Linked DNA regions of Homo sapiens: all the other regions are linked to region 1. A link is a loop called in an ENCODE intact Hi-C map of the cell type or tissue named here. Cell type or tissue: A673. All regions are shown on one strand.

Evidence for each region. Peaks named below come from ENCODE experiments on the same cell type or tissue, not always from the same donor. Only the 100,000 strongest peaks of a DNase experiment are listed, where the experiment ranks them.
Region 2: a loop joins it to region 1, with 4 times the contacts of the local background. A loop is called at or near these places in 93 of 110 quality-filtered maps.
Region 3: it touches region 1 in a loop (4-fold over the local background); 27 of 110 quality-filtered maps call a loop at or near these places.

Annotation. Positions count from the first base shown.
Region 1 is chr9:87,332,143-87,340,142 of GRCh38, reverse strand. No RefSeq gene overlaps it. Among named protein-coding and RNA genes, the nearest start is that of DAPK1, 160 kb to the left of the region's middle. RefSeq lists a silencer at 3,506-3,675. In A673, CTCF peaks have their summits at 3,118 (motif pointing left) and 3,468; DNase peaks (open chromatin) are centred at 2,212, 2,582, 3,082 and 3,522; H3K4me3 peaks cover 1,510 bases; H3K27ac peaks cover 5,809 bases.
Region 2 is chr9:86,483,133-86,491,132 of GRCh38, reverse strand. The region is part of intron 1 of LOC102724080 (a long non-coding RNA gene); the gene reads right to left. Among named protein-coding and RNA genes, the nearest start is that of TUT7, 130 kb to the right of the region's middle. In A673, a CTCF peak has its summit at 3,693 (motif pointing left); a DNase peak (open chromatin) is centred at 3,662; H3K27ac peaks cover 3,888 bases.
Region 3 is chr9:86,644,502-86,652,501 of GRCh38, reverse strand. No RefSeq gene overlaps it. Among named protein-coding and RNA genes, the nearest start is that of LINC02834, 60 kb to the left of the region's middle. In A673, no CTCF peak of the experiment used is centred here; DNase peaks (open chromatin) are centred at 2,361, 3,541, 3,821, 4,161 and 1 weaker place; H3K27ac peaks cover 7,725 bases.

The DNA.
Region 1 (8,000 bases):
AATCTTGCTCTGTCACTAGGCTGGCAGGCAGTGGCACAATCTCGGCTCACTGCAACCTCTGCCTCCTGGGTTCAAGCGATTCTCCTGCCTCAGCCTCCCGAGGAGCTTGGACTACAGGCTTGAGCCACCATGCCCGGCTAATTTTTGTATTTTTAGTGGAGGTTTCACCATGTTGGCCAGGGTAGTCTCGCTCTCTTGGCCTCCTGATCTGGCTGCCTTGGCCTTCCAAAGTGCTGGGATTACAGGCGTGAGCCACTGAGCCCAGCCAGATCAGGGTCTGCTTTTTCATAAAGGCAATGCGGGTAGTGGGTGGAGGTGTGAGGGTCCTATATGGGCCATAAAGAAAGAGAACTGGGAGTCTGGGTGCAGTAATGGGGAAGATCTTACAGTGAGTAGATTTTGCTCTAAAATAAAGGAAACACTGGCTAAATTCTTTTCCTTGCAAGAGTTAGAATAGAACATGGTATGCAGGAACTGCTTCTGTTTTCTTGTAAAATAGTGCCAGCAAACTATTCAGGTCATTTGCTCGACAGTTTTTCTCTTAAAAAATTTAAAATGTTGGGGCCGGGCATGGTGGCTCATGCCTGTAATCCCAGCACTTTGGGAGACCCAGGTGGGTGGATCACAAGGTCAGCAGTTTGAGACCAGCCTGACCAACATGGTGAAACCTGGTCTCTACTAAAAATACAAAAAAATTAGCTGGGCGTGGTGGCGGGTGCCTGTAATCCCAGTGACTTTGGAGGCTGAGGCAGGAGACTTGCTTGAAACCGGAAGGCGGAGGTTGCAGTGAGTGGAGATTGCGCCACTGCTCTCTAGCCTGGGCAAAACTCCGTCTCAAAAAAAAAAAAAAAAAAACAACTTAAAATGTTGTTATTGTTAGTCAAAAAATTTCTTTTTTCTCTTAAATTTTGTTTATTTCTAGGGCTGCCATAACAAAGTGCAATATTCTAAGATTTTGTTTGTTAATTAACTTTCCAGTTCACAACTCACATTTCTTAACATTTCAAATGTAAAGTTAGCCTAGAACAGTTGTACATTCAGTACTATCAGAATTTACAAGCTTAATTCAACGACATCTAGTTTCAAATAGCTGCAGTACGTATTTTCTCTTTTCAATTATGCATTCACTCTCTATTCTGATTATTTCAAGTTATGCAAATCAAGCTAGAGAAGAGATTTAATTTAATCAACTGTGGGTTTGCCTACACGGATTTGAATATTAGCTGTCGTCTATATGTAAATGACAAGAGTGAAGAGAACCTGTTGCTAAGCACTGTGACCAATTCCTGATGCAGTCCTTGAAGGTTAACCTTGTCAGACTGTTAGGGAAACAAGAGCATAGGAGAGTCAGAGTCACGTCATTTGAAGTTCAGCTCCATCTTGACACTAATAAGGCACATTCCTTGCTGGTCACAACCCACAGCCCTAAGATGTTTACAGTTCAGAAAACAGCTTGATGATACCTGCAAGGACACACTCCTATGACAATGGAATGTCCAGATGTCCCAATATCCATAACAATGCATGCTTCTAAGGTAATTACACGTATGATTTGATGTATTTACACACTATATGACTAGGAGAGTTTTCTTTGAGTCAGCAAAAAATAAGCAATTTTGCCATGCTGTCAGCCCACCTGCACAGAGACATAGCTTATCTTTTGCATAGAAAAGACCCCCATGTAAGAAAAACAAAACAAAGATGAAGCGTTCCTCCTCTTGCTTTCTGAGGATCCCTACTCTGTAACTGCGTATCTTTCAATCAACTCTCTCTTCTCACTGCACTCTGCGACCCGCCTTACATTGTTTCCTGCGTGAGATCCAAGAACCCTCTTGGGGTCTGGATTCAGGACTCCCTTTTCTGGCAACAAGACCTCAAAGCCAGACTCAAAAAGTCAGATTGGTTGCGGGAGATTGCTCGGTGTGCTCTGGAGGAGGACACCTCCCCCCAGGTCCGGTGACTGGGGGGATTCTAAAAACCAGATGCTTTTTTAGACATCTGCCTGTCGTTTATGGTTTATGAGATAGAAAGATTGAACAGGAATATGAGAGAGGAGTGAGAGATCGTTTCTGCCTACAAAGAATTCTCCATTCACTCAAATGAAGCTGCGTTCTTTGCATTCCAGACCGAGAAAGGAGGCTAAGGTATCCATCCCCCGAGGAAAAATAGGAGACTAGATACTTGGCGCTGTTAGCAATCTGGGAGGAGCGAGAAACCTTCAAATCACACAAAGGGTCAAGAACAGGGAAATCATCAGCCGAGTGAGTTCTCAGCAGAGGACCACATGAGAAAGGTGGCCACCCCTCTAGCCAATCATAAACAGAAGACTCACTCCTTAAAGTGCGAACATGGCTCTTTGGTGGGGAGAAGAGATAAGAGGTGGATTTTTACGGGGTTTATAAACACACCATCAGCTCATCTTGAAGACGCAAGAGAAGTTTTCAGGCACAGATGTTGTTTTGCTTTAGGAAGCTAGCGATGTGTTCTTCACAGGAAAGCTGACCAAATCCCAGAATTAATTATTCATTGTCTCCTTCCCCCCTCCCCCCCACACTAAACTGGGTCAGGGAGAGAGTTTCATATTTGTGTTGCTGTTACAGCGCCAGCTCAGAAGTAAAATGATTGGCTGAGACTTGGAGCTTAACAATTAACGTTAAATACAGGCAGCTGGCTGTGTTTTGCTTAAAAGCCACAATCAAGGAATCTGGCAATCTGGAATTTTGTGATGGCTGATGCCTGTTTGTTTTTTTTCCCCCCCCATTTGCACAATTGCGAGTCTTCTGGGAACTTTTCTTTTACTGACACTATGGTTTTGCATGTTTAAAAAATTGGCAGACATCCTCGGAGGTAACGCAAGGTGCCTCGGTGCCATACACAGCCAAGGTGTGCAGTTCCGCGGCCGCATGATTCATAGTTCTGCTCTGTTTGGTAAAAACAAACACTGAAGACGCGTTATCAGTTTATTAGTACAATGTTTAATTGTGCTCTTTTTTTTTCTGTTCTCACTCCGTTAATTGCTCATAAATGGGAAAACAAAAAGGATTGAGTCCTTTTAGCGGTCGGGCTGCTCTGGAGGTGAACTGTATTCTATTGCTTCTAGGGCCACCTTGTGGACAACAAGTGTATTTAGAAATTAGACTTACAGGATGGATTCATTGGGAAAGCGTAGTAGACTGGTAATATGACTTTGGAATTCTTGGTTATAAAATCTAAGTATAATGATAATGACTTAGTTTTTATTAGAAGAACATTCCAGAAAATGTCCTAATTTAGGAAAGGCTAGTAATTGTGGCGAGTATGGAAATCTACCCATCACCATAAAATATATAATGATAATCCAGATTTTATATTTTATAGTTTATTATCAATCATCTAAATTTCCTTACAATTCTTTCATGTGCTGGGGGTGGAGAAAAACCCAGGAGAGAGAGAGAGAGCCTGTTTCTCAACTATCTCAGTATTTCAGATTTCTTGCTGTTTTCCTCACCCCGCTAGATGGCATCTGGCTGCATGAAAGAAGTGACATAACCTTGGGGTGGTGGGAGGAGATACTGTGTCCCTGAGCACCAGTCCTTCATCTGCTAGTTGCAGATGGGCTGGGCCTTCTATGGGTCTCTGCATGGAGCTTGTTGTGTGCAGCTGGTCCCTTCTGGCTGCATGTCAGGTAGGGGTCATGAGTCCCCATGTTCCACAGACCCCATAGCTTTGTGATCTTTGGTCAGCACAGCTAATCTCAGAACCTTTGAGGACACGTTTGTGGATCTTCTGCAGACCATGCATAGGCTCTGGGGCACCAGTAACATTTTCTCAGGATGTCTACGTAGATATCTTATTCACCATTGCTAGTCCTGCCATGTTGGATGTGAGGGTATACCAAAGACCCACTTCCCAAAGACAGGCTTGGGAGTTTCCAAGTTTACCCTAAGGTCGCAGAAAGGGATAGATATCAAAGACATTGGCAACCAACCTCTTCACTCTGTTTTTCTCTCTTCCCTCCCATGTTCCATCTGGGCTAGAAGAGGAAGGTTCTTCTCCTTTCTGTATATCAGAAGTTTTCCTTTCATCACATCTTGCATTCTTTCTTTCTTTTTTTTTTTTGAGATGGAGTCTCGCTCTGTTGCCCAGGCTGGAGTGCAGTGGCACAGTCTTGGCTCACTGCAACCTCAGCCTCCTGGGTTCAAGTGATTCTTCTGCCTCACCCTCCTGAGAAGCTGAGATTACATGTGTGCGCCACCACGCCCAGCTAATTTTTATATTTTTAGTAGATACGGGGTTTCACCATATTGGCCAGGCTGGTCTTGAACTCCTGACCTCATGATCTGCCTGCCTTGGCCTCCCAAATTGCTGGGATTACAGGCATGAGCCACCATGCCCGGCACATCTTGCATTCTTTCTATCCTATGACTTACAGCAAAGCAGCAGAATCAGTATTGCCAAGCTTCACTTAGATTCTTCAGAATTGTCAAAACGATCCTATTTCTAGAGACACAAAAATACAATTTGTGTAGTCAAAGCAGAAAAATCAACTCCTTTTGTGCATTCCTGATGTAATTATTCTAAATCCTCTTAGAGGCAAATGGATGCTTCTGGCAGATTGAGTGAGTATATACTTGGAAATGCAAATAGAAAAACACACCAGTATTTCTCAATAACAAAGCTATTGGAAGATGATAGCATTAAAGATATTATCTTCATTTTATTATGTTATTTTTATTAGTCCCCAAAATGCAAATATTTCATAGTTTGGATAATAACTTGGAAAGCAAATAATGCAGCCTCTGTATTATTTCTCTCCTGCTGTTTCTTTCCTGACTTGACCAAACTAAGATTGGTTGATGTTTGGTTTTGCATTATAACCTCCTTAGAAGATAAAGGCAAGGAGACTGGGAGAAGCTGGTGCATTTTAATAGGAGCCTATTGTAAAGACATGAATTTATGCAGGACAGCCTTCTTGCCAATCCAGTACCTACACCAAAACAATATTAGCCCCTTCTAATCAAAAAGGAATTTTTATTTCTTTAGGTCAGTAGTTTTTTTCCTTTTTTTTTTTTTTTTTGCAACTTCCACCTCCAGGGTTCAAGCAATCTCCTGCCTCAACCTCCCAAGTAGCTGGGATTACAGGCATGTGCCACTATACCTGGCTAAATTTTGTATTTTAAGTAAAGATGGGGTTTCACCATGCGGGCCAGGCTGGTCTCGAACTCTTGACCTCAAGTGATCCACCCGCCTTGGCCTCCCAAAGTGCTGAGATTACAGGCGTGAGCCACCATGCCCGGCCTAGGCCAATAGTTCTTAACCCGAAGTGAATCATGTCATTTCACTTGGCAAGCATTTTCTAAGCGCATTTTAGCCTTTGATTTAGATATTCTAATTCACTTGTTCTGAGATTGGGCCTACAGAGTTCTGAGAACATTCCTTGTTAGGCATCATGGCTGAGGTTTATGGTCTATCCTCTTGTAATCCATTCTATCGGGCACCATCTATTGCTTTGTGCCATCAATTACCTCTTCTTCGGTAATGCAGTGTCTTGGCAGGGTGTGAAAGGTCACTTTCAAACTATCAGGGCCTGATGATTCATACTTTCCCCAGAGTCCTCTGCATATCCTGGACACAACCGCTTTCTATTTATTCATGGAGTGCCCTGGGAGCCCCAGCATGTCAAGGGACACTAAGATTCCCTGACACTTCCCTTGGTTTACACTAGACTGGGAAGACTATATAGGCATAGAGAGCCCCTGATGGTCTGTAGGATAAAACCATTGAATTCCTGAAAGAAAATCCACCACAAAGGAGGAATAAATAGTAATTGATTAAACATATACAGTCATGTGCCCCTTAAGGACATTTCGGTTGATGATGGACTGAATATATGATGGTGGTCCCACAAGGTTTTCATAGGCAGGCCTGCCTTATACAGGTGTACCACTTTTTAAAAATCTTTCATGCCACATTTTTTACTATACCCTTCCTATGCTTAGATATGTTTAGATACATGAATACCTTCCATCGTGTTATAGTTTCCTACAGTATTCTGCATAGTCACCTGCAGTACAGGTTTGTAGCCTAGAAGGAATAAACTGTACCATATAACCTAGGTGTGTGGTAGGCCGTGCCATCTAGGTTTGCATAAGTACATGCTATGACGTTCACACAATGATGAAATTGCCTTGCAACACACTTCTTGGAATGTATCACCATCTTTAAGCAAAGGATGACTATACTAATTGAACATCTACTATGTGCCACATGATGCGTTGGAGATACCTGACAACAAATAGACAAGCAATCGCCATTTCCACGGGGCATGAGAGGGGACAGGCAATAAAAACTAGAATGGGTAAATACCCAAGACAATGTCAGATAGCAATAGGACCTCTGAAGAGTGGTGGGTGTAGCAGGTGAAGCAGCAGGGATCTGGGTGAAGGAGGGGAGCATGGGTGTGCTTCGGTGTGGGGCTGTGCCTCCCCCAGGGCAGGGCACCCCAACATCACCTCCTCCTAGTCCTGCAGCCTCACTTGAGAGTGCTGTGACTCTTAGCGGAGGACAGGTCCTGGGGCATAAAGGAAAGATTGGAGTTCCAAGGGATCCAAATGAAAGGGCTGTGGGACCTTTCTTTGAAAGGTGGACATAAGGGTTGACAGAGGCCAAGCTGCCTGGGAGAAATAAGTGGAGGTGTGGACACAGGCCCACAGCACGTGAAGGTTAGAAGTCTGCAGGAGATTCTTTTTTTTGTGTGACAAGGTCTCGCTCTGTGACCCAGGCTGAAATCCAGTGGTGTGATCTCGGTTCACTGCACCTTGGTCTTAAACCATCCTCCCACCTCAGCCTCCAGGGTAGCTGGGACCACAGGCATGCACCACCACACCAGCTAATTTTTTGTATTTTTAGTAGAGATGTGGTCTCACCATGTTGCCCAGGCTTGTCTCGAATTCCTGAGCTCAAGCAATCCACCCTCCTCAGCCTCCAAAAGTGCTGGGATTACAGGCATGAGCCACCATGCCTGACTTCTACAGGAGAGTCTAGCAGCGTGGACTGGAGTCGAAGGCCAGGACAGTGGTGGCAGGCACCAGGGCAGAGGGCTGGTGGGCATGGAAGACCTGGAACACTGGGTCTGCAGAGCTCCCCCTGAAATCATCCCTTGGCTCCCATTCGCTCATAATCTGAGCAAGAGAGACCCTAGAAAGGGCCGGGGGGCACTCGGGTTGTCTCTGTATACAATCCTAAGGACTCACATAGATGTTCCTGGAAATAGACAGCAGTCACTGCTAATTAGCTAGCTAGTGGGTGCTCAGAGTATGGAGACTGGTGTATGAGAGGCAATGTGATGGCAAAGTCAAGTTGCCAGCCTCTGAAGCCTGGCCTGTTCTTATCTGTCATATGGTGAGAACTTTGAGGGCAAAGATTCTTCTATTTTCACCACCATGCAAAGTGTCCATGATAGTAGGAAGCAGTAACTCAAGAAATACTTACTAGTTTCTATTTGACTGTTTTGACCTTGGGCTTTATTTTTATTTATTTATTTTTCCATCCAAGGAAGCATCAAAATAAAGGTTGGTGTGTAAATCAGATTGATGTGGGTAAATCAGTAGTTAATAAAATTAAGATTTTTTTCTTCTTGATTCACTTGCAAGCATGACTTGGATAATTTGCAATTATATCTCAGGAAGAATTAAACAATTATATGATGCAAATGAGCTTAAAATGATGCCCTTTGGGATCAAATGCACACAACTGCTTTATCGCTGGAGATTTGCACAGGATTTGTATTTCAGCTGTCTAATGCTAGTAACAAACCACCCTAAAATTTAACAGCTTAAAACAACAACCATTTTATTATCTTTCCCAGTTCTACAAGTTGATTGAGCTCATTTGGAAGAAGCTTCTGCTACACATGATTTTGGCTGTGGCTGCAGTAATTTTGGGGCTTGATTGGGTTAAAATGTCCCAAAGGGCTCATTCACAGAGCTGGCCATTGCTGTGTATAGTGCTGGCCATTGCCT
Region 2 (8,000 bases), 850 kb after region 1:
TGGCTGCCTCCACCACACTCCTCTCCCCGGAATCCTAGTTGGCGTGGAAGGAGGATAGCTGTTGGGAATTTCCTCTTCCCAGCTCCCTTGAAGGGTGCCCCACCTATACATAGGTGTGTGGTCAGCTTCACAGAAATGAAAAGTGGTTATTCCTCACACAAGGGTTGGGAGTAATTACTTCTAAGGAAATATAATACTCAAGAAAAAGAGGCACTCAGATGAGAACGGTGCCTAACCCCTGACCTCTGTGGGGAGCTGCATGGCTACAGTGATGCAGTAGTGCAGGGTGACCAGGCACATATGATGGGACACCTGTCCTAATTCATTCATTGAGCAAACACTTATTAAGCATCTGCCATATGCCTGGCATCACCAATGCTCAATTTTTCTCACCAAACCTTTTGAGAAGCTGATTCTCAAGTGTGAAGTAATAACAAAGAAAAAGACAGGAAGGGCCCAAAGTTGTACAAGTTGCAAGTCGTGACTGCACAAGAGGACCCAACCAGGCAAGTGACTGGGGACTAAAATCCAACCCACGCTCCTGTTGCTAATGTAGCTACCCATACAGAGGGCTGCATTCATGCAAGGGATGCACCTTTTCCTAATGTGCAAAAAATACTGTCTAGTCCAACAGAGACTCTGTGCAGAAGATATGGCATATGGTCAGACGCCTGCAGGCTGCAGTTGCCCATTATCAACTCTTTCCCTAAGAATAGATGAATGAATTTGTCGTTGCCTCATTTTCCTGATCTGTAAAACAGAGTCAATAGTGTTTGTGCTTGCCTTACACCTTGAGACAGTCATTATGAGGTGCAGACTGCGCTCATCAGAAAGAAGATTCTTGGCTGGAGCAGTGGCTCATGCCTGTAATCCCAGCACTTTGGGAGGCTGAGGTGGGCAGATCACTTGAGCTCAGGAGTTTGAGACCAGCCTGGCCAACATAGCGAAACCCCGTCTCTACTAAAAATACAAAAATCAGCTGGGCTTGATGGCGCACTCCTGTAATCCCAGCTGTCTGGGTGTCTGAGGCAGGAGAGTCACTTGAACCCAGAAGGTGGAGGCTGCAGTGAGCCGAGATGGTGCCACTGCACTCCAGCCTGGTGACAGAGTGAGACCCTGTCTCAAAAAAAAAAAAAGAAAAAAGAAAGAAAGAAGATTCTCAAATAATATAATTATATTAAATAATATATAATAACAAATTACATTCAATAATAGAATACATTTTCTTGCGTTCTTCCAAGAGGGTACTATTTATTAGCTATGGATCATCCTATGGTTAGAAAATAAACCCTACTTTGTAGTCCCTGCCAAGGAAAATTAGTGGAAACTCTTATTTTACCAGGCAAGCAATGGTCCTGAAAAGATCTTAGCAAGGCACTAGCTACACAGCTTAATGCCTATTCAGGGATCCAACTAAAACTTCAGTTCTTCACCAACCATACTCTCAAATGTTTTATGGAAACAGAGGTCACAAATAAGGTTACCAGCCAACTTTTGGAAGGAGATGGAGAAGGGACTTTCGTTCCTTGAGGGCAGACAATGTGTTTTTCTCATCCTTGAATTTCAGGACCCAAACTGAAATGTGGGAGCTCAATCAATGTCTGTTGACATTTGTGTTGCGTGGTCAACATGTGCTTCCAAGTATCTGATCACTTCAACGGAGAGATGTGGACTCAGACATTGGATTAGGAGAGCCCTAAATAATTCATACAAAATAATCTAATTTGGTTAGGCCTGCAGAAAAGGAACTTCAAGTCCCATGTTTAGAAACTTCTTTGTATCTAACCTAAATCTTGCATGTTCCTCTAGTTCTAGCATTAAAGGAGTAAAAAACAAAAATGCTATGAAATCATGACTCTGATTCTGCTTATCCAGGCTATGTATATGGTCTCAGTCCATTTTCTGTTGCTTATAACAAGATAACTGAAACTGGATAATTTTTGAAGAAAAAGAATTTATTTCTTAGTTATAGAGGCTGAGAAATCCAAGGTTGACGGGTCTCATCAGGAGAGAGCCTCTCTGCTGATGGTGAAGCAGGATATTTCCCTGACCCCTTCACAGCACTCAAAAGGGGATGCCTCATTCACTCAGCCTGCAGCTCTCAACTCCTCACGGGAGAGGGCACATGAGAGAGAGGCCAGCAGGGGCGAACTCCACTCACTCAGACCCACTACGCTTCACCTCTCAAGGGAAGGAGCACACAGGTGAACAGGTGCAGGAGCCAAGGCGAGTGCTTTTGGGGACCAGCAGGAGTGAACTCTGTAACGGCCCCACAGCAGTGTCTGGGGGAGCGCCTATGACCCCTGAAGCCCCAGAGGGAGTGTTACAGTGCTCTTTTAGCTTTGCCCTCAGCGCACAGCTTAAGTGTTGAAAGCTCAATGGATCCTCTGCCTTTTCATTTGAGGTGGCTGCCTTCTGCTAGAGAGGGTAAAGGGTTAGTGTGACAGCCTTTTGCATCCACACTCGTGGCACCCAAGCTGTTGTCCAGCATCCAGGAGAAATGAGGTCACACAAACGAATTGAAGGATGGTAAACATGGGGGATTTTATTGCCGATTAAAGTGTCTCTCAGCAGGAAGGGGAGCTGAAAGGGGGATGAGGCGGAAAGATCATCTTCCCCTGAAGTCCAGCTATCTCTGGCCGAATTCTTCACTGTCAAGCTGTCCCTCTGAAGTCAAACCACTTCTCTCCAATGTCCAGCCATAGTCTCCGATGTCCAGCTGCTTCTCCTCTCTGCCACCTGAGTTCTGGGGTTTTTATAGGCACAGGATAAGGGGCAGGGCAGGCCTTGGGTGGTTTTGGAAATGGCAACATTTGAGCAGGAAAACAAGGATGTAAGTTCTACCTTTGGGCAGCAGTTTCAGGCTTTTCGGCTTGAGGGTGGGTCCCCCGCAAGGGCCCCACCCTCTTCTGCCCAGAGTTTCCCTGCCTCCTGGGGGCAGGGAATCAGTGAGGACTCTTTGCAGAGGCCCGAGGCTGCACAGGGCATCACATCGTGAGGGGGCTGAGCATGCTAGCTCCCATCTCTCTTCCTCTTCTTACTAAGCTACCATTCCCACTTTAATGACAGCTCATTGATCCATGAATAAATCCAGGCACCACCTAAAGGCCACACCTCTCAATACTACCACATTGGAGATTACATTTCAACATGAATTTTGGAGGAGACATTCAAATCATAGCATACAGAAACCAAAAGATTGACATTTGAAGATGTTCTAATCTAACTACTCTAATATGCTGTCTCCAAATTATCAATGAATTTATCTTTAAAGGTAAACATCTAAGTAAACTAATATTATTGTCACTGGGCCATTCTATGGCCATTTGCTGTAAGGACACTGTTTCTGAATTTCTTTTTGTCCAACTTATCTTTCAGTTGATTGTATTTTCAGCCTTGACAGCTAACAGGATGGCTTGCTTATTATCTAATTTTAATAAAACCTCAAGATTGTAGTAGAGAAAAAGCAGGTTCTGGGGTCTCCAGTTCAAGGTCCCATTGTCATTTCCTTCCTGAGAGTTAAGGAAGGGGTTTGGAGAAGGAAATTCTCATGAATGATGCTCGATTGATCCTTAAATGTGTTTACTCTGGTTTCAGCAGCATCAGTTCTCCCAGCACAGAGACTAAATAATACTTTGCCATTTCATTCTTCTCCCAAGCAGATAGCCTTAGGAATGTATTTACTGCCACCTTGTGGAATGGAAATAAACTTAAAGGGCCTAGTCTAGTCAAATTTTGTTCCCAACTTCTCCTTTTTTGATCATTTTGCTTTCTCTGGGAAGGAACTTCTAGGCTGATCTTGTTACAGGAGCCTCTTGCACCTGGTGGGAGGTGAGGGGGAAGACTCAGTTTTCTTCATACACTGTCATTCTCTGTCAAAATGGAGCTATAGCATAGAAAAATCAAAAGCTTTCAGTCCTTGGAAAACTCCTAAACCTCACTGACAGTGCCAGGAATTGAACCATAATCCCAGATGATTATATTTACAAGAAAAGGCCTACCCATAATCTCTGCAAAAGATAATATTATTCACATATGTTTTGTATAGAAATCCACATACATTGGCTTAGCATGTTTGGATTTTTATCTTAGACTAGAAAATCAGCCTGACCTAACAGAAGTGTGTAAAACTGCCTGCCCTACAATATATCACATCATTTGCTTTTAATGCTGTGCATGGTCTGGTTTATTTTCCATTGCATTTTTCTGTTGCAAAGACATTTCTATAGCTGTGTATATGTCTAGAGATGGCTCTAAAAAAAGGACTGACTTAAAAACAAGACTGTACCCATGTTGGGATAAACATATCTGTTTTACCTCAGAGTGAATTATCTCATTATGAGAAAGTTTAAGTATGTTAAATATACACCAAAGTTTTTGTTGTTGTTGGTTTGAGACTGGGTCTCAATCCGTCATCCAGGCTGCAGTGCAGTGGCAGCATCACAGCTCACTGCAGCCTCAACCTCCTGGGCACAAGTGATCCTGCCATCTCAGCCTCCTGAGTAGCTGGGACTACAGGCACACACCACCACACCCAGCTAATTATTTTGTATTTTGTAGAGATATGGTTTCATCTTCTTGCCCAGACTAGTCTCGAAGTCCCGCACTCAAGCAATTCACCCATCTTGGCCTCCCAAAGTGCCGGGATTACAGGCATGAGCCACTACACCCGGCCTACACCTAAATGTTTTAAAGGTTTAATTATAAAAACTGCATCTTTTTAATTTTAAAAATGCACAACTTTTTCGCTTGGAAGAAGCTACTTTTGTACAGCTCTTCTTCATAATACCTGAGTAATAACACGTACTACTGCAGCTTTAGCCTGAACCATCACAATAGTTATAATACTGGACAGCAAGGACCTTAAAGCTAAACAGATAAAATATAGGAAGTAACTAAAACCATCTTGCAGCAAAACTTCTTCCTTCATGAAATCTTTTTTTTTTTCACCAAAAGAAGGAATTAACTCTAACTAGGGTTGTAATTTTTGCCACACGATTCTCTTTATATGCCAAAAGGTTCTGGGGCTGAAAGTTCAGGAGAGGAGGGACAGATGACTGAGGCTCTCTCGGGAATGCTTGGGAATCTGGAATACTGAAGCATGAATATTTGGGAGAGAAAAGGTCTGACACAAGGCAGGACCCAGAAAGGGAGCTGAGCCAAGTTCTCCAAGAGCCATGTAAGTCCCCAGGCTCAAGTTTTCAGAGTATTGTCAAAGCTAGAGAGACAGAAAGGGTCAGAAGCCCAGGAGTGAGAGAAGCAATGCGAGGAAAATAAAGACAAAGAGAAGAGTAGACTGAAAAATAAAATGCATTCTTGGTACTAAGTGATTGATCCTACTTGTTTTTTTGTTTTGTTTTGTTTTTTAATGTCTAAGTCCTTAAGAAGAGAAATAAAAGAGAATCCAACTGGAAGTAAAGAAGATCCATGAGATTTCTCTGAGGAGAGAAAGTAAAGTTAGTCACTAAATATTTACTCAGAATGTTGTGGTCCTTGGTGCTGTTCACCAAATATGTCATCTCTCCCGTGCTCTGAGGGAAATTGCACTTCCTGGTGCCCGTGCGGCTGAGTGGGGCCATGTGACTAGTTTTGGTTGATGAGTAGAGAGCAGAAATGACATGTGTCACTTCCAGGACAGGACATTTGATTGTTGCAAGACTTAGAGTTCTTTATTCCCTTTGGGGCAGTGGCCTGAAATTCATGGTGGCTCGGCCCACCTGGACCTGTGAGAGAATGCCACGAGCACAGTCTGTGCTGGACATGTGATGTAAGTAACAAACAAATCTTTATGGTTTAGGCCACTAACATTTTGGAGATGTTTGTCACTGCAGCATGACAAGGTCAATCCTGAGGTATACCTGCATTAAGGAGACAGTATGATCATCTCTTTGAAGTATATAAAGTATTAACATGGTCCTTATGCTTGAGAAATGAATGCCTAAAGCTTGTAGTGGACATGAAGAGAAGGTATTAGATAGTGCCAAGAAAATCTTACATTTAAAAGCTGTTTTCTGGCCAGGTGCAGTGGCTCTTGCCTGTAATCCCAGCACTTTGGGAGGCTGAGGCTGGCTGATCACTTGAGACCAGGAACTCGAGACCAGCCTGGCCAACATGGTGAAACCCCGTCTCTACTAAAAGATACAAAAAATTAGAGGGCCTGTGATCCCAGCTACTCGGGAGGCTGAGGCAGGAGAATCGCTTGAACTGGGATGCAGAGGTTGCAGTGAGCCAAGATTGCACTACTGCAGTCCAGCCTGGGTGACAGAGTGAAACTCCTTCTCAAAAACAGACAAATAAATAAATAAAATAAAAATAAAAGCAATTTTCTGTCTTCTCAAAGGAAGATTGAATTCGCCTTCCAGGCAAACATTTTGCTTTGCTTTAGGAACACCAAAATGTGTCCTTTGGTCACTAATGTAAATCGAGGATACTCACAAAGATTCTTATCGGAGTGTGTGGAAGACCCCACCGATAAAATTTGGCTCTTTTAGAACAGAAAATGCAGCCTGGACTTGGGAAAAATTGGTTCTTTTAGAACAGGAGGCAAAGCCTTGACTTGGAAATGTAAATTGTTACATAGACTTGAGTCGGAGTTGTGGCTCAGGGGCTTTCTTGCTTTCTTGACCGAGGGAAACATATTGCTCTGTCTTAGTCTTGCTCAGATATTCCCAAGGGGTAGGCAGCCATAAAAGACCCTAAGGAGAATCTGGGTCCCTGGGGTTGGAGCAGAACCACTACTAAGAGCTACACAAACCATTTCTCTGTTGTTTGTCTCTTCATTGACTCCTGGGTCTTAATAAGGACCTATCAAAAGTTGTGGCCTGGCTTTCATTTTTTGGGGATGAAGTATAGGGAACAGAAAACGCCCCACTTGAGATGCAATGGTAAGCAGGACTGCGGTGCCTGCGCCTCCAGCTCAGGGGATGGTGATAACATCAGCTAGAGCAAGGCCCACTGCCCATTAGCAAAAGTGCCATGGGAGAGACATGGAGCACATGCCAAGGAGGCTGTAACAAGGAATATGAGGAACTTGATCCAACCACGTGTTAAGGTTGCTGATGATGATAGCTAATGTCACATAGTGCTTACCATGAGCCAGTTACTGTTCTAAGCAAAAATTTTAGAGGTAGCCATACACACACAAAGTGTCACATGGTGACAGCAACCTGAGAGGCTTTCAGAAATACATTGGGAACAATGTGGGAGTGGGTGGAGTTTGATTTCCATAACTCAGCAGAGAGGGACTGGGAATAAGGGGTTAATGACCATCTTTTGAAATAACATGCTGGCAGTATCTGGATACACCACACCCAATTGTTTAGTTGAAAACTTCTGTAACTGAGCCTATATTATAAAAATCATAAGATGTTTGCTTTACTTAATTTCCTTTGTCTTTGTCCTTTCCTCCTTCCATGCATGATTACTTACAGTAGAGGTAGTCACTAACTCACTAATAATTGATTAACTTGATGTCCTGACCTCCTGGAAGCTGCCCACAAGATTAATAAACTTGTTTTTTTCCAGAGGACAATGATCCTTAGGTCATGCAGACCTTCTTTGGCTTGTCTCATTTAATCCTCACAACAATCCTAAGAAGTAAGTTTTTAGTCCCATTTTATACACAATGACATCATTTGCCTAAGGTGACACAGCCAGTGAGCTGAGTAGATTTCACTCATTGTACACATCAATGTAATGTCTTCCCAGCATAATTGCTTCCCAGATAGAGTTGATGGCTGTGTTTCCAAAAAGAGAGACCCCTGAGGGGCCCCAGAGGTCATGCATGGCACCCAGAATCCACAGGTGCACCAAGTATCCTATTCAGACAAAATAAATACTATGCCATGCTCATTTCATCAATGCTTGTTACCAATAAGATATACATTCCTGAAAGAATCACTGAATTTACTGTACCTTTGTGTCATTTTGTGTCTTCTCATGCAACAGATATTGAAAGTACAAGCCACAGCATTTGGAGTCCATTAAATTGTCTGACTTTG
Region 3 (8,000 bases), 690 kb after region 1:
CTTCCCTAGAAATTTCTTAATAAACTATCCCTCAATCTGCATGCAATTAAAAGTGGGTATAGATACGACTGCAAGACTGTCCTGAGCTGCTACTTTCTGCCTACTGGGTAGCCCTGCTCTGCAGGAGCAGTCACGGAGCTGTAACACCATCAGTGCAGTAACACTGCCACTTCAATAAAGCTGTTTTCTTCTACCTCTGGCTTGCCTTTGAATTATTTCCTGGGCAAAGCCAAGAACCCTCATGGGCTAAGTCCCACTTTGAGCCCCACTTGTCCTGCATTAAAACCATCATAAGTCAGGGACCCCCCATTCTGTACTACAAACAACTCTACACACATAAAATTGACACTTAGAGGACATGAACCAATTTCTCACAACTCACCCAACATTGGAATCAATCATTGGAAAATCTGAATAGCCCTACAACTACTAATGAAATTGACTTTGTAATTTAAAAATTCCCAAAAAAGAGATCTCCAGGTCCAGGTGGTTTCATTGGAGAATGTTTAAAGAAGAACTAGCATTAATTCTACATAATCTCTTCCAGAAAATAGAAGAGGAGGTTATACTTACCAATTCATTTTATGAAGCTTCTATTACCCTGGTGCCAAAACCAGATAAAGACAATAAGGCAGTACAAAAAAGGAGAAGGAAAAGAAAACACAGACCAATATCCCTTATGAATTTAGATGCAAAACTTCTTGACAAAATATTAGCAGATAAAATTCAGCAATACAAAAAAATAATTATACACCATGACGAAGTGGGCTTTATTCTCAGATATGCAAAACCAATTGATATTTGAAAATCAATCAACAAGATCTACCATATTAATAAGTTAAAGAAGAAAAAAGTCACATGATCTTATCAATTGATACAGAAAAATCATTTGATGAAATCCAATACCCATTCATGATGAAAATTCCCAGAAAAACAGGAATAGAGAAGAACTTCTAGAACTTGATAAAGAGCATCTACAAAAAAAACTTACAGCCAAAATTATACCTGATGGTGAAAGACTGAATGCTTCTCCTCCAAGAATGAAATCAGACAAGGATATCTGCATGCATCATTAATCCAATGTAGTACTGGACGTTCTAGCCAAGACAATAAGGCAAGAAACGTAAATAAAGGCATATAGCTTGGAAAGGAAGAAATAAAATTGCCTCTACATGCAGACAGATTTTCCTACAGAGAAGATCTCAAGATAGTTACCAAAAAAAATTCCTAAAACTAATAAGTGACTTCTACAAGGCTGCAGGATATAAGATCAATATATAGGAATTAATTGCGTGTCTATACATTATGAATAAACACAGGGTAACAAATTTTAAAGCACTATCATTTCCAGTAGCTCAAAAAACAAAGCAGGTGTAAATCTAACAAAATATGTATAGGACTCACATGCTTAAAACATCAAAATACTGATGAAAGAAATCAAAGACATAGTATATCTCACATGGACATGGACTAGAACCCTCCACATAGTAAAGATGTCAATTCTCCCAAATTAAATAAAGATTTAAGGCAGTTCCTACCAAAACACTGCCAAGATTTTTTATAGATACAGATGAGATTATTCTAAAATTTATATGGAAATGCAAAAGAAACTAGAAGAGTTAAACAATTTTGAAAAAGAAGAATGAAGTAAGAAGAATCAGTCCCCTCGATTTCAAAACTTATATTAATCAAAACGTACATTAATCAAGAGTGTAGTATTGGTGGAAAGATAGACACACAGATCAACGGAATAGAATAAAGAACCCAGAAACAGACACATAAATATACTCAACTTTTTGACAAAAGTGCCACTCATTTAATGGAGGAAGGATAGTCTTGTCAATAAATGGTGCTAAAGTAATTGGGCATTCACCAATGAAAAAAATAAAACTTGATTTAAGTTTATACCTTATACGAAACTTAACACAAGATGTATTATGGACTTAAGTGTAAAATGTAAAACTTTTGGGAAATAATGTAGGAGGAAATCTTCAGTATCGAGGGCTAAGAGTTCATACAGTAGATGTCAAAGCACAATGCATAAAAGAAAAAAAATTGATAAACTGAACTTCACCAAAATTAAAAACTTTTACTCTGTGAAAATCCCCGGTAAGAAAATGGAAAAAAAAAAAAAAGAAACACAAGATACAGACTGAGAGAATATATTTACAAATCACATCTCTCACAAGAGACTAGTATCTAGAATGTATACAAAATTCTGAAAACTCAATAACAACAAAGCAAGCAGTATAATTAGAAAGTGGGCAAACAACATAAACAGATATTTCACCAGGGAGGAAATACGGATGGCAAATAAGCAAGTGAAAAGTTGTTCCGCATCATTCGCCACTAGGGAAATGCAAATTCAAACCACAGTGAGATATTGCTACACACCTAATGTGAATGATATAAATAAAAATTTATGACAACACCAAATGCCGAGGAAGATACAGAGAAACCAGGTCACTCATACATTGCTGGTGGGAGTGCAAAATGCTGCAGCCACTCTGGAAAACAGTTTGGTGGTTTTAGAAAAACATTAAACATCAACTTTCATATGGCCCAGCAATTATAAACCTGCACATTTATCCCAGAATAATGAAAACTCACGTTCACACAAAAACCTATCCATGAATATTCATAGCTGCTTTATTCTTAATAGACAAACATTGGAAGCAATCTAAATGTCCTTCAATAGGTAAATGGTTAAACAATTAGTATAACTACATCATGAAGTAATACTACCCAGCAGTGAAGAAATGAACTGCTGGCCCATACAACATCTTGGATGAATTTTTAGAGAATTATGTTAAGTGAGAAAAGTCAATCCTACCAGGCTACATACTGTATGTTTCCATTTATAAAACATGCTTGAAATGACAAAATTATAGAAATGGAGAACAGATGAGTGATTGCCAGGAGGTTATGGACAGGGAAGATAGAAGGGAACTAGGTGTGTCTATAAAAGAGCGACATGAGAGATGCTTGTGGAGATGGAAATGTTCTGCATTTTCACTGCATCAATGTCAATATCCTGATTGTGATATTGAACTACAGCTATGCAAGATATCATCATTGGGAGAAACAGGGTAAAGGGTTTGAGGAATATCTCTGCATTATTTCTTACAACTGCACATGAATCTACAATTATCTCAAAAAAATAGTTTAATTTAAAAAGTTTTGTTCACTAATTTGCTCAAATATGTATTGAGCCACTCATGCATTAAAACCAAATGGGCTTCCACAGTTTACAGCTGACATTTCAGCAGTGGGATTATAAAATAAGATATATGAGCTTGCCTATGGGCTGGAGAAAGGATTTTCTTGGAGGGAGAATTCAAATTGTGAAGCAGAAAAACATGTTCAGTCAGCTCTTCAGCAAAGAGGGAGTGGTGTGTTGGTAAAATTCTCTGTTGCTGCACCCAGATGTTCCAAAACGATGGGCTGGCTGAGGTGTGATGTTCTCAGAAGACCATCTTCCCCACCTCGGGTCAACCTGCACCCTACACTCTCAGTTTGCTCTCTCAGGAGAGAATAGGCCTTCGGAGCCCCGTGGGATGCTGCATGTTAGGTTTCTGGGCTCCCAGTGGAACCTGCCCAAATTAGCCCAGAGCATGATGGCAGTGAGGGCAGGTGGCCCCGGGTTGAGAGCACGGCTTTGGAGACACACATACCTGAGTTTTTGTTGTTTCTTGTCCACCTATTGGTATGCAATCTTGACCAAATTACCTATCTTTCCTAAACCTGTTTTTCATCCACAAAGTGAAGTATCTACTTCCTGAGCTGGTTCTTTCATTTGTTTAATGCATTTTAATAGCACACCTAGAATGGGTCAGTGACTGTTGTAGAGACTAGAGAAATCCCAGTAAACAACACAGAAGAAAGGAAGGAAGGGAGGGAGGGAGGGAGGGAGGGAGGGAGGAAGGAAGGAAAGAAGGAAGGAAGGAAGGAAGGAAGGAAGGAAGGAAGGAAGGAAGGAAGGAAGGGAGGGAGGAAGGAAATCTTGAGGGTATTCAGATAACAAATGAAATAAATAAAATACATAGTATATTCAATAGCGATTAATACTTTTCAAAGGGAAATAAAAAGCAGAAAAGGAGGCTAAGATGTGCTGAGGAACGAAGAGAGGATTTGATTTTAAAAAGCGTAAGTCCTCATTGAAAAGGTAACAGTTTGAGCTTAAGTTATTATGAATGGCGTGAGAAAGCCATGCAGCTAGTTGCAAGTTTTAATGAGAAAAGGAGAGGATTAAATGAGATAATATTGGTAATAGGCTTAGTATAATATAATGCTTGGGACACAGAAAATGTTCAATAAATGTTAATAAGAGAGACACTGAAAGAAAAAATAATTATAGACCAGTAGAATAAATTCTACCCATAATACTGTAAATGCAGGTGGCTTCAGATGTCATAAAACTACTTAGTACTTGCAGAACCCTGCCCGACTGCCCTATCATCTAAGGTTATGTCTTGAAACCTGGTCCACAATTCACCTGCATCAGCATCACCTGGATCTTGTTAGGAATGCACATTCTCAGGCCTGCTGAATCAGTCTCTGTAGGTGGAGCCCAGGAGCACGCATGCTCACTAGCTCTTTAGGGAATTCTAATGATGGCTAGATTTTGAGAACCATCAGCCTGGAAGGAACAGGCCCACTTATCATGTGACCTTGAGAATGACACTCCTGACAATGTCCACACATATCTCAATCCTTACACTATGGTAAGTACAGTCATGTGTCACCTAACGGCAGGGACACATTCTGAGAAACACAACTGTAGGTGATTTCTTCATTGTGTAAACATCGTAGAGCGTACTTATACACATCTAGAAAGTATAGCCTCCTACACAGCTAGGCTATATGGTATGGCCTATGCTCCTAGGTTACAAACTTGGGCAGCATGGTACTACACTGAATACTGTAGGCAACCGAAACACAATGGCAGCTATTTGTGTACCTAAACATATCTAAACATAGAATAGGTACAGTACAAATACAGTATAAAATATTTCATTTTAGGGCTGAGTGCAGGGGCTCATGCCTGTAATCCCAGCACTTTGGGAGGTCAAGGCCGGCAGATCACTCAAGAGTTTGAGACCAACCTGGGCAACATATCAGGACTCTGTCTTGTAAAAATGAAAAAAAAAATATTAAAAAAAATTACTTTTTTAACAATACACCTTTATAGGGCACTTGCCATGAATGGACCTTGCAGGACTGGAAGTTGCTCTGGGTGAGTTCATGAGTGAGTGCTGGGTGAACGTGAAGGCCTAGGGCATGACTGTGCATTATTGCAGATGTTATAAACACTGGACACTTAGGTTACCCTAAATTTATGTTTAAAATTTCTTTCTTCAATAATAAATTAACCCTAGTTTATTGTAACTGTTTTACTTTTTAAAGTTTTCTTTTTCTTTTTCTGTTTTTTTTTTCTTTTTTTTTTTTTTTTGAGATGAAGTCTTGTTCTGTCGCCCAGGCTGGAGTGCAGTGGTGCAATCTCAGCTCACTACAACCTCCACCTCCCAGGTTCAAGCAATTCTCTACCTCAGCCTCCCAAGTAGCTGGGATTACAGGTGCCCGCCACCACGCCCAGCTAATTTTTGTATTTTTAGTAGAGACTTGGTTTCACCATCTTGGCCAGGCTGGCCTTGAACTCCTGACCTCATGATCCACCTGCCTCGGCCTCCCAAAGTGCTGGGATTACAAGCGTGAGCCACCGCACCTGGCCTAAAGTTTTCTTTTTTAAGCTTTTTGACTCTTTTATGATAACATTTAGCTTGAAACCCAAACACATTTTACAGCTTTACAAAAACATTTTTCTTTATATCATTTTTCTATAAGCTTTTTCTATTTTTTAAGCTTTTACTTTTTACTTTGTAAACTTTTTTGCTAAAACCTAAGACTAAAAACACACCTAGGCCTACACAGGGTCAGGATCATCAATATCACTGTCTTCCACCTCCACATCTTCTCCCACTGGAAGGTCTTCAGGGACAGAAGCACACGTGGAGCCATCTGGTCCTAGAATAACAATCCCTTCTGCTATTATACCTTCTGAAGGACCTGCCTGAGGCTCTTTTACAGTTAACTTTTTTTTTCAGTAGATGTACACTCCAAAATAATAATAAAAAGTATAGTATTGTAAATACACAAATGAATAACAGTCATTTATTATCATTATCAAGTAGTATGCACTGCACATATGTATGTATGTGTCCGACTGTTATACAGCCAGCATCGCAGTAGGTTTGTTTCTGCCAGGATCACCATAAACACGTGAGCAATGCCTTGTGCTATGACATTACCACAGTTATCATGTCTCTAAGTGATAGGATTTTTTCAGCTCCATCTAATCTTATGGGACCACTGTCATATACTAGCCCTGTCTTGACCGAGACATTGTTATCTGGCCAATGACTATGATTTTTCTATTTGTCATAAGGGACACTGAGCCTCAAAGAATTCAGGTGGGCCTGGAACTCAAACCCAAGTCAGTAAGCCTCTCAACCTCCCATTCTTTCCACTGTCCTCCTGGCTTTGCTTGCCAGGAACACAAACAGGCAGCAAGGAGGGGGAGTCCCTTACCCTGGGGCTCCTTGAACCCAAGACCTACAGCTCTCCGCAGCATCCCCATGGAGACACAGATGCTCAGTTTCCTCTACTCAGAGATTATGGAATATACAATTGAAAAAAAAAAAAGAAAGAAAGAGTGGCTTGCTCACCTCAAGTTCAATTTTTTTGCTTATGATAATTTGTGTTAAAAACCAAAGGAACTGTCACAAAACAAATCAGGCCTTCGTCTGAGCCTTCACAGATCTGTCAATCCCTGCCAGGGCCTGGCATCCGCGCTCTTGTAACATCCGATGCTGGACCATGCGCTTCCCAAAACCTCCTACGCCAGAGCCAGGGCCCTCCGCGGTCCTGAAGGCCTATTCAGTTTGTGCAGTGGAGGGGAGGGGACACAGTTCCCGGGGTTAAGAGCTGGCAGTGGGGCGCGCAGAAGCCCAGCTACCACCGCCAGGGACAGTCATTCAGAGCTCCATGTGGGTCTCTTTTGTGCCGGTGGGTGAGGCTTCCCACCATCGGTTCCGGTGACTTGGAATGCCAAGGGCCTAAACTTAATTAACTTCTCCGGGCCGGGACTTTTCCATCTCAGCCCGCATCCTGCTTCGTGGGGCGGCGGGATGCAAGGGCTCCCTGCACAAACATAAGGCCAGGGACCTTAGTGGGAGCATCGGCAAATACAACAGGGCCAGTGGCATCCTCATTAAACTCTGATTAGCAAGTGGACTTGATCCAGGCCAAATCAGAGCTGAATGAGATTTCTTTCTTCTTCTTCTTCTTCTTTTTTTTTTTTTTTTGCTGCCAGTTGATCAGATGTAGGCAATTAAGAACCCCCACACCTCCAGCTCTTGTATTTTTTTGAAGCGGGGAGCTCATACCAGTCAAGCCATAAAGACACTATTGTCCTAAGAACAATATTCCCCACTAATCTCACTTCTGGCAATTTACTTTTTCTTCCCAAGCAGATTTAGAAACTTAAAAAAAAAATCTTTGAAAGAGTACGGGGGAGGAATACTCCATGGTATCTAATCCTATCGCAAAGTAGGAGTTTTCTTGTTCCATTCAGCTTTTCTTTGAATGAGCACTGGATAAATAAACTACTGCATGGTCACATGGAGGCAGAGACCGTGAGGATCCAATTATGCATATGGAGGCGTGTGCATTCTGGTTTGCAAATCAAACACAAAGAGTGCAGCACAAGCTCCCTTAAATCAGTCCTCACTACAAATTTACAAACCTTCAAGGTGAGATTTGCTTTTGTTAAGTGCTTAAGGGCAATTATTACCTTTCTTTAATTTTCTGCTGGTAATTAGACTCCCAATCCAGTCCAACCTGGTCTGTACCTGGAAGGCAGCAGTACTTTTTGGTGTGATAGTCCTCAAAGCCAGCCAGCCAGCCTTGGGAGGATTCCTGAGAACTCAGAGAACTTTTTC